Regions from separate parts of the Homo sapiens genome. Here region 2 is linked to region 1. The links are chromatin loops, found by intact Hi-C in ENCODE. Cell type or tissue: K562. All regions are shown on one strand. Each heading gives the region's core, and the rest is flanking DNA. Links, peaks and the distances in the headings are about the cores only.

Region 1 (7,731 bases), core at 1,109-6,108:
CTCAGTTCACTGCAACCTCTGACTCCCGGGTTCAAGCAATTCTCCTGCCTCAGCCTCCCAAGTAGCCTAGTAGCTTGGACTACAGGCACCCGCCACTAGGCCCAGCTGATTTTTGTATTTTTAGTAGAGACGGGGGTTCACCAAGTTGGCAACGCCAGTCTGGAACTCCAGACCACAGGTGACCCACCCGTCTCAGCCTCCCAAAGTGCTGGGATTACAGGCATGAACCACCACACCCGGCTGAACATAATCTTACCTTTAAGTGATTGTCATGGCTGAGGTGTGCGCATTTTTTTTTCAGGTAGTACATGCTTTTGTTTGGAAACGTGTGAAACTTATTAATTGGTTCATTGTCCTGAAATATGGCATAAGGTTTTGGTTTCATAAGTGGGGTCACTGCAGAGGGCTCCCTGCTCTTCAAAGCAGCCACAGTAGCATTGTGGAGCCATGCCCTCTCAGTGCTAAAAGAAGGAATCTCCCCATCAAAGAGTTCTAGAGATTCAGTCTCAGGAGCTGCTTGAAAACTTTCTACAGCAGTGCTCAAGCCAGGTCCATATGGGCATAACCAAACCTTATGAAATAAAAAGGCAAGAAAGAAAACATCCATGCTTTTTTTGTGATAAAATTCCATCTCCTAATAGTAATGTGCTGAAGGTATATTAAATTCAAGGAGAGCAGATTTACTGATGATTAAAGAGTTTGTAACAGCCAGGTGTGGTGGCACACACCTGTAATCCTAGCACTTTGGGAGGCCAAGGTTGGCAGATCACTTTGAGCTCAGGAATTCAAGATCAGCCTTGGCAACATGGCAAAACCCCCTCTCTACAAAAAAAAAGTACAAAAATGAGCTGGGTGTGGTGGCTTGTGCCTGTGGTCCCAGCTACTTGGGAAGCTGAGGCTGGAGAATCACTTCGGCCGAAGTTGTAATGAGCTGAGATAGTGCCACTGCACTCCAGCCTGGGCAACAGAGTGAGATTCTGTCTCATAAATAAATTAACAAGTAGTTTATAACAGGAACTATTCCTTAATAATAGCTTAATATTTCTCCCAGAATATATATTCTGAGGCTGCGTATATGTGTGTATGAGGTGGTTAAGCTCATGTATAAGCCGTGGATTAAGACATGGATTCAAATCTGTTTCTGCCATTTATAAACTGTGTGACTACAGGCAAATTGCTTAACCTTACCAGGACTTAGTTTCCTAATTTACAGAACTGTTAAAAAGATTAAATGCAACATGTTCTTAAAAGTGCTTATTAATGGAATATTTGGCACAAAGCAAGTGTTCTATAAATGATAGCTAATATCGGCCTGGCATGGTGGCTCACGCCTGTAATCCCAGAACTTTGGGAGGCTGAGGTGGTTGGATCACCTGAGGTCAGGAGTTTGAGACCAGCCTGGCCAACATGGTGAAACCCTGTCTCTACTAAAAATACAAAAAAATCAGCAGGGCGTGGTCGTGGGCGGCTGTAATCCCCAGCCACTCAGGAGGCTGAGGCAGGAGAATTGCTTGAACCCAGGAGGTGGAAGTTACAGTGAGCTGAAATCGTGCCATTGCACTCCAGCCTGGGCAACAAGAGCAAAAAAGGCTGGGCGCGGTGGCTCACACCTGTAATCCCGGCACTTTGGGAGGTCACAGCGGGCGGATTGCCTAAGCTTGGGAGTTCACGATCAGCCTGGCCAACACAGTGAAACCCCGTCTCTACTAAAATACAAAAAATTAGCCGGGCATAGCGGCATGCACCTGTAGTCCCAGCTACTTGGGAGGCTGAGGCAGGAGAATCACTTGAACCCGGGAGGTTGAGGTTGCAGTAAGCCGAGATTGTGCCACTGTACTTTAGCCTGGGCAACAGGGTGAGACTCTGTCTCAAAAAATAAAAACATGATAGCTAATATCATTGTTAAATAGCTCAAATGCTGAGAATGTGGAAGGACAGGAGAAAAGTTCATTCAGGCTGTGGCAAAACTGCCGTATCGAAATTATTAGGTTGGTGCAAAAGTAATTGCACTTTTTACCATGACTTTCAGTATTGTGACCAACATATGCTGATTCTTTCCTATTTTTTTAAACATTTATTTATTTATTTTGAGACAGGGTCTTGCTCTGTCACCCAGGCTGGAATGCAGTGGCACGATCTCAGCTCACTTTAGGCTCAGGAATCCTCCCACCTCAGCCTCCCAAGTAACTGGACTACAGTCATGCGCCACCACGCCCGGCTAACTCATTTTTTGTAGAGACAAGGTCTGACTATGTTGCTCAGGCTGGTCTTAAACTCCTTAACTCAAGTGATCCTCCCACCTTCACCTCCCAAAGTGCTGGGATTACAGGTGTGTATCACCGTGTCCAGCCTGATTCTCTCTCTATCTTTCTTTCTGTTTCTTTCTTCCTTCCTTTCCTTTCCCTTTCTTTCCTTCCTTTCCTTCCTTTATTTCCTTTCTTTCCTTTCTCTTTCTTTTCTTCCTTCTTTCTTTATTAAATTTTTTTGTAGAGATGGGGTGTCTCACCATGTTGCCCAGGCTGGTCTCTAGTTTCTGGGCTCAAGTGATCTGCCTGCCTTGGCCTCCCAAAGTGCTGGGATTACAGACATAAGCCACCGTGCCCAGATGATTACTTCTTAATTTAAGAGTGTCTTCAGTTTTCTTAATGATTAATTTGATGTAAATTTACAGCTTCCAAAAAACTGCTTTCTTTTTTTTTTTTTTTTTGAGATAGAGTTTCGCTCTTGTTGCCCAGGCTGGAGTGCAGTGGCACAATCTCGGCTCACTGCAACCTCCGCCTCCCGGGTTCAAGCGGTTCTCCTGCCTCAGCCTCCCAAGTAGCTGGGATTACAGGCATGCATCACCATGCCCGGCTAATTTTGTATTTATAGTAGAGACGGGTTTCTTCATGTTGGTCAGGCTGGTCTCGAACTCCCGACCTCAGGTGATTCGCCCGCCTCTGCCTTCCAAAGTGCTGGGATTACAGGCGTGAGCCACTGTGCCTGGCCAAAACTGCTATTTTCATTTCAAGTGTAATTACCTTAAAAAGATACTTCAGCGGCACAGCTGGCTTGAGCAACTGAACTGGAAACAAGATGCAGGACCCCAACGCAGACACTGAGTGGAATGACATCTTACGCAAAAAGGGTTTCTTACCCGCCAAGGAAAGAATTGGAAGAATTGGAAGAGGAGGCAGAAGAGGAGCAGCGCATCCTCCAGCAGTCAGTGGTGAAAACATATGAAGATATGACTTTGGAAGAGCTGGAGGATCACGAAGGCGAGTTTAATGAGGAGGATGAATGTGCTATTGAAATGTACAGACAGCAGAGACTGGCTGAGTGGAAAGCAACTAAACTGAAGAATAAATCTGGAAAAGTTTTGGAGATCTCAGGGAAGGATTATGTTCAAGAAGTTACCAAAGCTGGCGAGGGCTTGTGGGTCATCTTGCACCTTTACAAACAAGGAATTCCCCTCTGTGCCCTGATAAATCAGCACCTCAGTGGACTTGCCAGGAAGTTTCCTGATGTCAAATTTATCAAAGCCATTTCAACAACCTGCATACCCAATTATACTGATAGGAATCTGCCCACGATATTTGTTTACCTGGAAGGAGATATCAAGGCTCAGTTTATTGGTCCTCTGAGTGTTTGGCGGCATGAACCTGACAAGAGATGAGTTGGAATGGAAACTGTCTGAATCTGGAGCAATTACGACAGACCTGGAGGAAAACCCTAAGAAGCCGATTGAAGACGTGTTGCTCTCCTCAGTGCGGCGCTCTGTCCTCATGAAGAGGGACAGCGATTCCAAGGGTGACTGAGGCTACAGCTGCTATCCCATGCCGAACTTTCTTGTGACAAATTGTCTGGATTTTTTAAAAAAGGAAAAAGCAAGAATGAATCCTTGTGGTTTTTAGTTTTGTATAAATTATGTTTCAAATCTTTACATTTTGGAAATAATCATTGCTGGAGATTCTGTTAAATATTTTGGAACTCTTTTTTTTAAATTATAGTATTTCCTCTAAAAAAAATTAAAACCAGCCATTTGTATGGCAAAAAAAAAAAAGATACTTCAATATTAACAATTCAGGTTTCCTAATTTTCTAAAACCTATGGGAATTTTCTGGGATGGACGATCTTAGGAAGGATCACTTTTGGCTGTTGTGAGAAACACAAAATAATTTTATTACACTTTAAAAATGTTTTGTCATAATTTAGTTAATATTAACCTTGTTTTACTTTATAAAAAGTAGTTACTGGGTGCCTATATTTTTATAACATTAAACCAGTGCAGTCTGAGTAAGGTGAAGAGAAAGATATATTAAAGAATGTGAAAAACATATATATGAACAAATATTAGGTATAAATATTGTGTGTGTATGTATGTGTGAAAAGAAATAAATGGCTAATTGAATTGCTTAAGTTTTAATAGAAAAATAACATTTAGGATGAAATTCCATTATTGTCTCTCTACTCCTCTCTTCCCTCTCTAATAGATATTCCAATTAACATCTATCCCATTTTCATTGACATGTGATGAAAAGTTCTTGCTTATTTGACATTTCCAATAGGTTACTATAGTGTTTTATTAGAATATATGTCTCTGGTACTAATTAGGTCTTAACCCTTTCAAGCCTTTGAAGTTAATCCTGTCTGCAGAATAGAATCAGAGGGTAATCTGCTCCTGTCTGCACCACTGAGCTCCATCCAGAAGGGTTCCAAGTTATAAAAGACCTCATTGTTTTCTTTGATTAGAAATCACTAATTTGGCTGGGTGCAGTGGCTCAGGCCTATAATCCTAGCACTTTGGGAGGCCAAGGTGGGCGGATCTCTTGAGGCCAGGAGTTTGTCTAAGACCAGCCTGGCCAACACAGCAAAACCCTGTCTCTACTAAAAATACAAAAATTAGCCAGGCGTGGTGGCGGGCACCTATAATCCCAGCTACTCCAGAGGCTGAAGCACGAGAATTGCTTGAACCCAGGAGGCAGAGGTTGCAGTGAGCCAAGATCATGCCAAGGGACCCAGGCTGCATTCCAGCCTGGGCGACAGAGCGAGATTCTGTGTCAAAAAAATAAAAATTAAAAAATTATTAATATTGTTCCTATTTTACTTCCTTATAGGCAACTAAATGTTAATTAAATGTATTTTGAAATAAGTAAAAATGTCATTAAATGAACAGAGGATTAAATTACACTCCTACAATAAAAACTCTTTGCCTAGAGTCTATAAACCAAGGTAATGCTGGCCATGTTCGTGGTGGGTCTGCAGATTTAAGAGAAATCCTTGGAGTGTGTGGTCGGGTCAGCAGAAGGGGCTTTTCGTATACCAGAAACCACGATAAAACTGCTAGGAGACAAGCACTGGCCCTAAAGCTCCTTAGAAAGTCTCAAATAGAACAGATAGCATGGCCCTTAACTTCTATACATATTAATTTATGCAATGAATATTTGCCAAATGTACACCAGACTTACTTGAAGAATCTAAGAATTTTCTGTATTTAGCTTATATCATGCTTTGGGGCAAGGGGTTTGGGGTTAGACCTGGGTTCTAGCAGTAGTCTTACTACTGACTAGATAGAGCAAGTTACTGAACCTTTAGGAACCTAGATTTCCTTACTGTGAAATTGGTACGATCATACCTAATTTCATAAAATGATTGTGAATATTAAGTTTGGAGAATGTCTGCACATTGCCCAGCCTAGTTTCTAAGTATATATTAGTTCCTGTCCTTCCCTTTTTGAAAATATCTGAAGTGCTTTTCAAGTCAGTTAAACACTCAGCCAGGTGTAGTGGTTCACACCTGTAGTGCCAGCTACTTGGGAGGCTGAGGTGGGAGGATTGCTTGAGCCCAGGAGTTTGAGATTAGCCTGGGTAACACAGCAAGACCCTATCTCAGAAAAAAATAAAAGAATATTAAAGCCTAGTGGGGGAGGCAGTGTGTAAACACAGGAGAAATTCCTGAGTTATGTGTCTTCTCCATGGTGCTGTGATTCAGTTGATATGTTTCCATCTTCCTCAGGTTTCTAGAGAGGAAGGATCTCCCCAGCTGTCTTCAGCAAGGCCGTCTCCTGCCCAGAGAAATAGTCAGCCTAGCAGTTCTACCATGATCAGCGTGCTTCGAGCGGGTGGAGCTCTCAGAAACATCTGGACCGATCACCAGATCAGGCAAGCCTTGTTTCCCAGCCGACGGTCCCCGCAGGAGAATGAGGATGATGAAGATGATTATCAGATGTTCGTGCCGTCATTTTCCTCCTCAGATCTGAACTCTACCAGACTATGTGAAGATAGCACTTCTAGTCGCCCTTGCAGCTGGCATATGGGACAGATGGAGTCCACAGAGACCTCCAGCTCTGGTCACAGGATTGTCAGGCGGGCCAGCAGTGCTGGGGAGAGCAACACATGCCCTCCTGAAATAGGAACTAGTGACAGAACTAGGGAACTGCAGAACAGCCCCAAAACAGAAGGGCAGGAGGAGATGACTCCCTTTGGGTCATCCATAGAGTTGACTATTGATGACATAGACCATGTCTATGATAACATCAGTTATGAGGACTTAAAACTAATGGTTGCTAAGCGGGAAGAAGCTGAATCCACTCCCTCTAAATCAGCCAGGGACTCCGTTCGCCCCAAGAGCACCCCAGAGTTAGCCTTCACAAAGAGGCAAGCTGGCCACAGTAAGGGCTCTCTTTACGCACAAACAGATGGCACCCTCTCAGGTGGAGAGGCATCCAGCCAAAGCACGCATGAACTCCAAGCGGTTGAGGAGAACATCTATGACACCATAGGGCTCCCAGATCCTCCGTCGCTGGGTTTTAAGTGCAGCAGCCTAAAGCGTGCAAAGCGGAGCACCTTTTTGGGTCTGGAGGCCGACTTCGTGTGCTGTGACAGCCTGAGGCCATTTGTTTCCCAAGACAGCCTCCAGCTCAGTGAGGACGAAGCCCCTTACCATCAGGCCACTCCCGATCATGGTTATCTGAGTTTGCTGTATGACTCTCCCAGTGGTAACTTGTCTATGCCTCATAAGCCTGTATCTGATAAACTGTCCGAAGAAGTAGATGAAATCTGGAATGACCTGGAAAATTACATCAAGAAAAATGAAGACAAGGCCAGAGACCGTCTCCTGGCAGCGTTTCCTGTGAGCAAGGATGATGTGCCAGACAGGCTGCACGCAGAGAGCACCCCTGAGCTGAGCCGGGACGTGGGGCGCTCTGTGTCCACGCTGTCCCTGCCTGAGAGCCAGGCTCTCCTCACGCCCGTGAAGAGCAGGGCTGGCAGAGCCAGCCGCGCCAACTGCCCCTTTGAGGAAGACCTGATTTCTAAAGAAGGCTCCTTTATGAGCCTTAACCGGCTTTCTCTGGCTAGTGAAATGCCCCTCATGGACAATCCCTACGACCTGGCCAACAGTGGCCTGTCTCAAACAGACCCAGAAAACCCTGACCTGGGGATGGAGGCCACAGATAAGACAAAAAGCAGGGTGTTTATGATGGCTCGGCAGTACAGTCAGAAGATTAAGAAGGCGAATCAACTTTTAAAAGTGAAAAGTCTGGAGCTGGAGCAGCCGCCGGCCAGTCAGCATCAGAAATCCATGCACAAAGACCTGGCTGCCATCTTGGAAGAGAAGAAGCAAGGAGGGCCCGCCATTGGTATGTGCACCCTGCCCTTCTTCCTTCTCCAAAGTAAGAGGGGAGAGCGGTTTTCAGATTTCAGATGTCCTTAAAACGGACACACCTGTGAGAACACTGACACTCAAGCTTTG
Region 2 (7,731 bases), core at 1,564-6,563, 180 kb after region 1:
CTCTGGCCGCACCCGTGGATGATCATGGAAAGGCAGCTGCCTGGCTTTCCAGAATTGTTTTGACTCTCCATCTGAACCCAGAGCTCTGTTTCCTGTACAGGTTGCTAGCAGTATTTACCCAAATTGTCCCTTCCCAACTCAGACCCACTGACCCTTCCTTTCTCAGCTGATTACGGGTTTAAGTTTGAATCAAACCATGCTATAGAATCACTATCTAGCAGCTTCTGTGCTTGCACAATAAGAGTATTAGTCAGCGTTTCCTGTTTTCATTCATATTGTAAGTTGAATAGCTGTAACAAAAGGGAAAGAGATTGCCAAGACAAATAATTCTTATGGCTTGTGCAAACAATTTATTACAAGCCTTATTAAATATGCAGCTTTCAGAAGTCTACGTGATATGCCTTTCAGCAAAGCTAAATCCTACTATGTGGACTTGCTTCATGACTTAAGAACAAGTCTATATTGAATTTAACATTAAATAATTATTTGGCCTGTATCTCTTTTAAGCTTTGTTAAGAACTGCAAATATGATAAGGGAATAAATTGCTCATTTCAAGTCACTAAGAAAACCTAACCTATAGGTTATATATGTTGGCAGTTCCCAAGAAGTACCTAGGAAATGGAACCTTCCTATAAGAGTGGTTTGTCCCCTTCTCACGAGATGGGTCTTCATATCAAGGCCCCCTAAGGCACAGATACACAGCACTCCACAGTGTCCAAGTTCGTAGTAATTGGTGGCACCTTATTAAAGTAGTTTTTACTTTCATAATTACTGATTACACATCAGCATACCTTTTCCATGTTCTGTTTCCTTGGCAGCCTGATATTTGAATACAAACGACATAAAAGTGATTACATGCAGCATTTCAGGACAGTTTTCAAACTGAGAGAATTTGGCACTTTCTTTTATTTTCTTCCCATTCTTCGTCTATTTCCTTTGCATTTGGAAGCCAAACTCCTCGAACCTTTACTTCTGCATGTTGTTTTCGTCCCCTAGCTAGAGTTCTCTTTATTACTACTTTTTTGTTTCCAATTGGTCTCTTTTTAAAAATAAAACATGGTGAAACCCCATCAATACAAAAATTAGCCGGGCATGATGGCGGGTGCCTGTGATCCCAGCTACTCGGGAGACTGAGGTGGGAGAATCAATTGAACCCAGGAGACGGAGGTTGCAGTGAGCTGTGATCGTGCCATTGCACTCCAGCCTGGGCGACAAGAGTGAAACTCCGTTTCAAAAATAAATGAATAAGTAAATTAAAATATGAAATTAAGCTTAGCTAGCCTGTGTAGATGTTTTAGATGGTCATATCTTTATCGGATATGACATTTATGCCTTTCAGTAAAACCATTGTAGTATTGTAAGAAAAAAAGGGAAGTATGATAGGGAGGACTAAGAACATATTTGTACTTCTATGTAATGCTATTTTATGTGTCTATTTCCATTGAAGTGTGGCCTTGACATCACTGGCTCCCAAGTCCCATCCTGTTTTTTCATTGACCTGCTTGTGCCAGGTACTGCGTTAGGAAGTGGAGCTACCAGATGAATAAGGCGTGGTCCCGCCCTCCATGTGGGAGACGGCACGTCAGTGTACTTAGGATGCTGCATGTGGTGACAGATGAGGGCCCTGCAAGGGAGCACACCACAGGGCCGGGAGGGTGGGATGGGCGGGAGGAGTAGCCAACTTTGCCCGAAAGCATCAGGACAAGCTTCCAGGAAATGGCACATCCAAGCTGAGTCTTGGACAGCGGGTTAAAGAGGCAGAGAGGGGAGAGAGGAATGTTCCACATGGGAAAAGAGGTCTGGAGGTGACAACAAGTAACATAGAGTATGTGGGCTGTGCCGGAAGCTTGATATTACAGAGGCACGAAGTCTGAGGCAGGGAGTGTGAAGGAAGATGAAGGTAGGGGAAGGAAGTTTACACAAGGGTGGCCTTGACTTTTATATTAAGGCACTTTAGGGAAGCAGGAACCACTGAAGACAGGAGAACATGGTGACTACACGGGCGCATTGAAGGGGGGAGGAGCTAGGTTTTTGAAGGGAATTTGAGCTTGCAATTTTTCAAGGGCATTCAATGGTTATAAATGAAACTTTTCATTAATATATTTGTGTCCAAGTGTTTTTAGATGTGCTTTTCTGCTACTCTCTTTTTATTTGGTTTGGAGATAGATGGTGACTTTCCTTCAGTGCCTTCTATGTGTCTTGACATGTTAATGTCTCAAACACATGGTCCGTATCATCATGGAGCTTGCAATCTAACAGGGTAGTTTAACACATAAATATGCATCCAGTTGGAAAGAACTTAGAGATCACTTGATCAGCCCCCGTTATGTAAAATGTATGCAACAATCTACCTCCAACTATAGGGCGACATTAAACAGTTTTTCAAAATACCATGGCATTGAAAAAAATGCGTAACATTTGGGTTACTTCAGTCCCACTCCCCGGTACTAATCAGGCCAGTGAACCAGTCTTGCTGGTGAAATAATGACTTCTCCAGTCATGATGGATGATTTCCCTTCATCATGACCATTTCTTCCCTGGCTCTGCCTTTACCTATGAATCTCTTCTTTCCTCCCTCTCCTTCCTCCTCTTGGTCTCTGCCTGCCATACCCAACTCCACATTTCTCTGCTTGGAAAAATCCTACTTGATTCTCAGAGCCTGACTCCATCACCCCCTCTCTCCAACCCTCCCAGGCAAACTCCGTCCCTCCCAGTGTGCCGCCCTCCAGCTCTCTCTAGTTGAATAGCAGATGTTCTCTCTCCCACTTCCCTGCAGGGCTTCAGGGTAGTGACCCTAAGAGTGAGCTTCTACCAGTGAGAAAAACGCCTGGATGGAGCAGGAATTCCCACAAATGCTTAGGAATTCAATATGATTTTTAGCAAGTGGGAGAATTATCCTTTTGGTTACAAAGATGTGAACTATTTTTGTGAGTTCTCAGTATGCACCAAGAAAAACCCCAGTGACTCAGTAATGTACCTGTGCCGTCTCACTTAACCCTTCCAACAAGGAACTTGCCAAGGTGCACAGCTGGGAGGGATCCGGGGTCCCGTCCGTGTGCTAACCTGCAGGACAGCGCCGCATAATCCAGTACTGGGGCCTTATTGTCCAGCCTTCCACCTCCAGGAGCCCACTCAGTGATGACTTTTGACAAAAGTCACCCGGATTATCCCTCTTTTGGGGTCCATGATGCCACCAACGGCTAAAGTTAACAAATGCATTACCAGGAGGTACCACTGAGGTAAGGATTGTTACTGTAAGTGATTTTCTCTGATTTTGACCACTACAAGTAAAATCACAAGATTTGTCCCAAATACTATATAAAGAGGAATGTCTTTTATTTCTCGAAATTGTTCTGCCACTTTGTTTGTTCAAATAACACATAATAAAGGATAAATGGCTTGTAGCTATATTTATCCAAATTGAACATTTTTGATGTAATTTTTTTAATTTGTCAAAAGCATATCAATGGTCATAAAAATTTTTTATGTCCTCTGGCCCTATTACCTTACCCTTGGGAATTTATTCCAAGAACGTAATTTGAAAGAGATTAAAGCACATAGGCACAAATATTTTCAGTGCAGTATTGTTTATATTGGAAACAACCCAAATGTTCAGTAACAGGGGGAACAATTTTGTAAATCTTGCTACAGCAACTTAACAAAATTATAAGCTGCCACTTATAATTGTAAATTTTGAAAGTTTGTAGCACAGCAAGGAAACTGATCATGTTAAATGTTTCTGATATCTTAGTTAATTTTTCTCCCGCCAGTTCCGATCGGTGTCCTGGTCATACCGTCAGCATATAAGTATGTATTTCATAAACATTTACTTTGTATTAACTCAGTAGTATTCCCTTCCTAGAGTGGTTTGCTTCCCAGATTGTAATGGACAATCATCTCACCTGGGGATCTTGTAACAATGTGATTCTGATTCTGTAAACTTTGTGGGGAGCCCAAGATTCCACATGTCTTAGAGGCTCTCAGATACTGCTGATGCTGTTGATCACGAATCACGCATTGAGCAGCAAGGTCCTAGAGCTCTTTGTGTATGAAGAAGATACTACTGACCCAGTGCCTCGCTATCTTGAAAGGCAGCTGTGACCTTTCTAGCAACTGAGGGGGTGGGGACTAGAAACGAGTGTTTTCTGGTGTTTCTCTAATAAAGCTGCTGTCTTGTATCCAGATTGACCATCAGTATCCTTATGCCCTTCAACTAACTTGAAATTTGTCAGTTAACAGAAATTACTGGGTGGCACTAAAATAAATTATTCTTAATATAAAGGGTAAGAAAGGGTCGGGTGTGGTGGCTCATGCCTGTAATCCCAGCACTTTGGGAGGCCAAGGTGGGCAGATCACCTGAGATCAGGACTTTGAGACCAGCCTGGCCAACATGGCAAAAACCCGTCTCTACTAACAATAAAAAAAAAAAATTAGCCGGGTGTGGTGGTGGGTTCCTGTAATCCCAGCTACTTGGGAAGCTGAGGCAGGAGAATCGCTTGAACCCGGGAGGCGGAGGTTGCAGTGAGCTGAGATTGTGCCATTGCACTCCAGCCTGGGGGACAAGAGCGAAACTCCATCTCAAAAAAAAAAAAAAAAAAAAGAGTAAGAAAGGATCTTCCATTGTAATCATACTATCATTGCCTTTTGAAACAATTTGGAACCTGATTACAAAGTTGAAAATCCCCATCTGTATGAAGAAAAGCTTCACTGGCTGGTCACCTTGGCTCAACGCCTGTAATCCCAGCACTTTGTGAGGCTGAGGCGGGTGGATCACAAGGTCAGGAGTTTGAGACCAGTCTGGCCAACATGGTGAAACCCCATCTCTACTAAAAATACAAAAATAAAAAATTAGCCAGGTGTGGTGGCAAACACCTGTAGCTACTCAGGAGGCTGAGTCAGGAGAATCGCTTGTGCCCGGGAGGCAGAGGTTGCAGTGAGCCGAGATCATGCCGCTGTACTCCAGCCTGTGCGACAGGGCAAGACACCATCTCCAAAAAAAAAAGCTTCACTGTGAGTTATGATATGGGAAGAAAAGTCTTGGCCTGGCCACCACAAGGAATCCCTCAGGCCTGGCGGTGGGAAGCAGAGGAGGGCGCAGTCTCTTTAGGGCAGAAAGTGAAGAACATTTCTATGACAATGGGGAAATCAGTTCACCTTTGTGTTGGTAAACAAAAGGAATGTAAGCTGTCCTTTGAGCTCGAATCATAGTGGTGATTGCCAAAACCTACCTTTGTTTTTAGAAGATAATAGCACATATTCCACTTGCTTCCCCACAGTGACCGAAGCTGGCTTTGGTGCTGACATCGGAATGGAGAAATTCTTCAACATCAAGTGCCGAGCTTCCGGCTTGGTGCCCAACGTGGTTGTGTTAGTGGCAACGGTGCGAGCTCTGAAGATGCATGGAGGCGGGCCAAGTGTAAGTGCCCACACCGCCTTCCTAATACCAAAGAAATTTCATTATGTTAAAACAGAATTGAGCATTTGAAAAATTCCTGCCCATTTAATGACTATAGTTTTCTAGAGTATTTTTCTTAAAACTTTTTTTTTCCTGTAGACCTCCCTCGTGGACATCTAAAACGTTTTTTGTTTTGTGTTGTTTTTTGTTTTTTCCCAACACCACCATAGGGCACTTTGAGTTTAGTAAGTTCGAGTAAACAGTAACACCCACAGTTCTTTCTAAACAATATTTTGGAAAGGAGCATAATGCAACCACTTTTTAGTCTCAAGCTTCACATCTGATACTCAGGCCAAGATTGTATAACCATATGGTAATGGGAGGTTAGAGGCTCTTGTCCCTGAACGAAGAACAAGAGGATTAGAGTGAGTTCTTTGATGACAGAGATTTTTCATTGTTTGTACAGATAGTTTTTCGGTTCACTGATGCTGCAACTCATCAGATTTCATCTAAAACTATTTTCCTTCTCTTTCTGTTTATTATGATTTCTCCTCACAACTCTGTTATAATACTGGATTGTTTCTAAGAGCTTTGCTTGGAAAACACAAATTCGATTTTAACTTCTTTAAAGACTTTTTATATTTACCTATCCTAATATATATAGAAATTACAGACATTATAAAGGAAATATATTCCTTTCCACAGAAAACCTGTGCATAGATTTTTGGGGGTTTTTTTGTTGTTGTTTGCTTGTTTGTTGTTTTTTTGTTTCATTTTTAGGAATTTCCAAGTGGAGAATAAGACATTTTATACTGATTAATCATTTTGAAATAAAATAAAATTTCTCTATCATAATATTCACATATGAGACGAACTGCCAAATCTGATTTCTTAATTGGTATACTGTACTGTGTATGTGACAAAAGTCATATATTCAATGATTATTGCATAGTCAAAACAAGTAGCAGGTTTGCCATCATGAAACGCTGTAAAGCAATTCTTTCTCCTGGGAGAGGTGGACATGATTTTTATACCATTTTACAGATAAGGAAGCTGAGTTTTGATAGGCTTAGGGAATATGGACAATGTCAGCAGGCCAGCAGAGAGCCGAGAACTTCAGATCTAAATCTCCTACTATGTCCACCATGCAGAGCTGGATGTTAATGAAGGGCAGAAGTTTTCTAAATCCAAATCCACTCCTAATACCCGACACTTAAGCACTTCATTTTTGCCTAAAGCTTCATCATCATTTCAAATGCAAGAATGATATAATACAGATTAAAAGTAGTAAATCATAAAGAATTCTGACTTCACTCAAAACACCCCTTGTTGCTACAGTCCTTCCTGGATTTTAGACATTGAATCTGTATAACAACTTCTATTTTTAAAAACTACTTCCGCCCATGTAGGATGCATTTGGAATTCTCCCTCCCTGCCCTGCCACCCTGAAAATTATAGAAAGGGCTTAGAGATTGTCTGATCTCATTCAGTCTTTATAAAGAGAAAATCTCTGAGGCACAGGGAGACGCAGTGACTTGAGTGGTGTCACACATCTATTTCAGGGACTGATCAGATCTACAGTCCTGGTCTCTTGACATCAGTCCCATAGTTTTCCAGACTCTGGTCTCTGTCCTGTAAAAATTCTCTACATGGTTTACAATCCTATTTCATTCATCTTAACATATGTGCTCTGTTATTCAGTGGTTGCACTTTCGTGCCACATTAATCCTTTGTGTCTCTTCCACTGCTGCTTAATGTCATGGTTCTCAGCCAGTGATCATGGTAACATGGAACAGGGTTAGTAGGCACAGATATGGGTGGAGGATAAGAAAAGGTGGGGACCAGCCAGGCGTGGTGGCTCATGCCTGTAATCCCAGCACTTTGGAGGCTGAGGCAGGTGGATCACCTGAGGAGTTCAAGACCAGTGGTGGCGGGCGCCTGTAATTCCCACTACTCAGGAGGCTGAGGCAAGAGAATCGCTTGAACTTGGGAGGCAGAGGTTGCAGTGATCTGAGATTGCACCATTGCACTCCAGCCTGGGTGACAAGAACAAAAGTCCATCTCAACAACAACAACAACAACAAAAAAAAAAAAAAAAAAAAAAAAAAAAAAAACCAGCAGGGACCAGGAAGCCCTGTGAAGCTAGGCATCCCTCTCCTGGGCTCCAGTAGTACCTTCTGCCTCACATTGTTTCATGAATGCCTTGTTCTGTGTCTCCCTATGTAATTCTCAATTCCTTGAGTTTAGGGACTGTGTCTTATTAATTGGTATGGTCCAAGTGTCTGGCATGGTCTATATGCAGGGAGTGTTTTCAATAATGGCAAGATAAATGAAC

Evidence for each region. Hi-C counts contacts between places; a loop is a spot of excess contacts. Peaks named below come from ENCODE experiments on the same cell type or tissue, not always from the same donor. Only the 100,000 strongest peaks of a DNase experiment are listed, where the experiment ranks them.
Region 2: it touches region 1 in a loop (2.5-fold over the local background); 2 of 110 quality-filtered maps call a loop at or near these places.

Annotation. Positions count from the first base shown.
Region 1 is chr6:150,824,588-150,832,318 of GRCh38, forward strand. It overlaps PLEKHG1 (pleckstrin homology and RhoGEF domain containing G1), which reads left to right. Exons shown (of 17, transcript NM_001029884.3): 16 at 5,995-7,618. It also overlaps the pseudogene PDCL3P5. Among named protein-coding and RNA genes, the nearest start is that of MTHFD1L, 37 kb to the right of the region's middle. In K562, for the core only: a CTCF peak has its summit at 3,728; no DNase peak of the experiment used is centred there; H3K27me3 peaks cover 1,931 bases.
Region 2 is chr6:151,004,542-151,012,272 of GRCh38, forward strand. It overlaps MTHFD1L (methylenetetrahydrofolate dehydrogenase (NADP+ dependent) 1 like), which reads left to right. Exons shown (of 28, transcript NM_015440.5): 21 at 5,278-5,417. Among named protein-coding and RNA genes, the nearest start is that of MIR12131, 94 kb to the right of the region's middle. RefSeq lists enhancers at 4,415-5,153, 5,154-5,890. In K562, for the core only: no CTCF peak of the experiment used is centred there; a DNase peak (open chromatin) is centred at 4,090.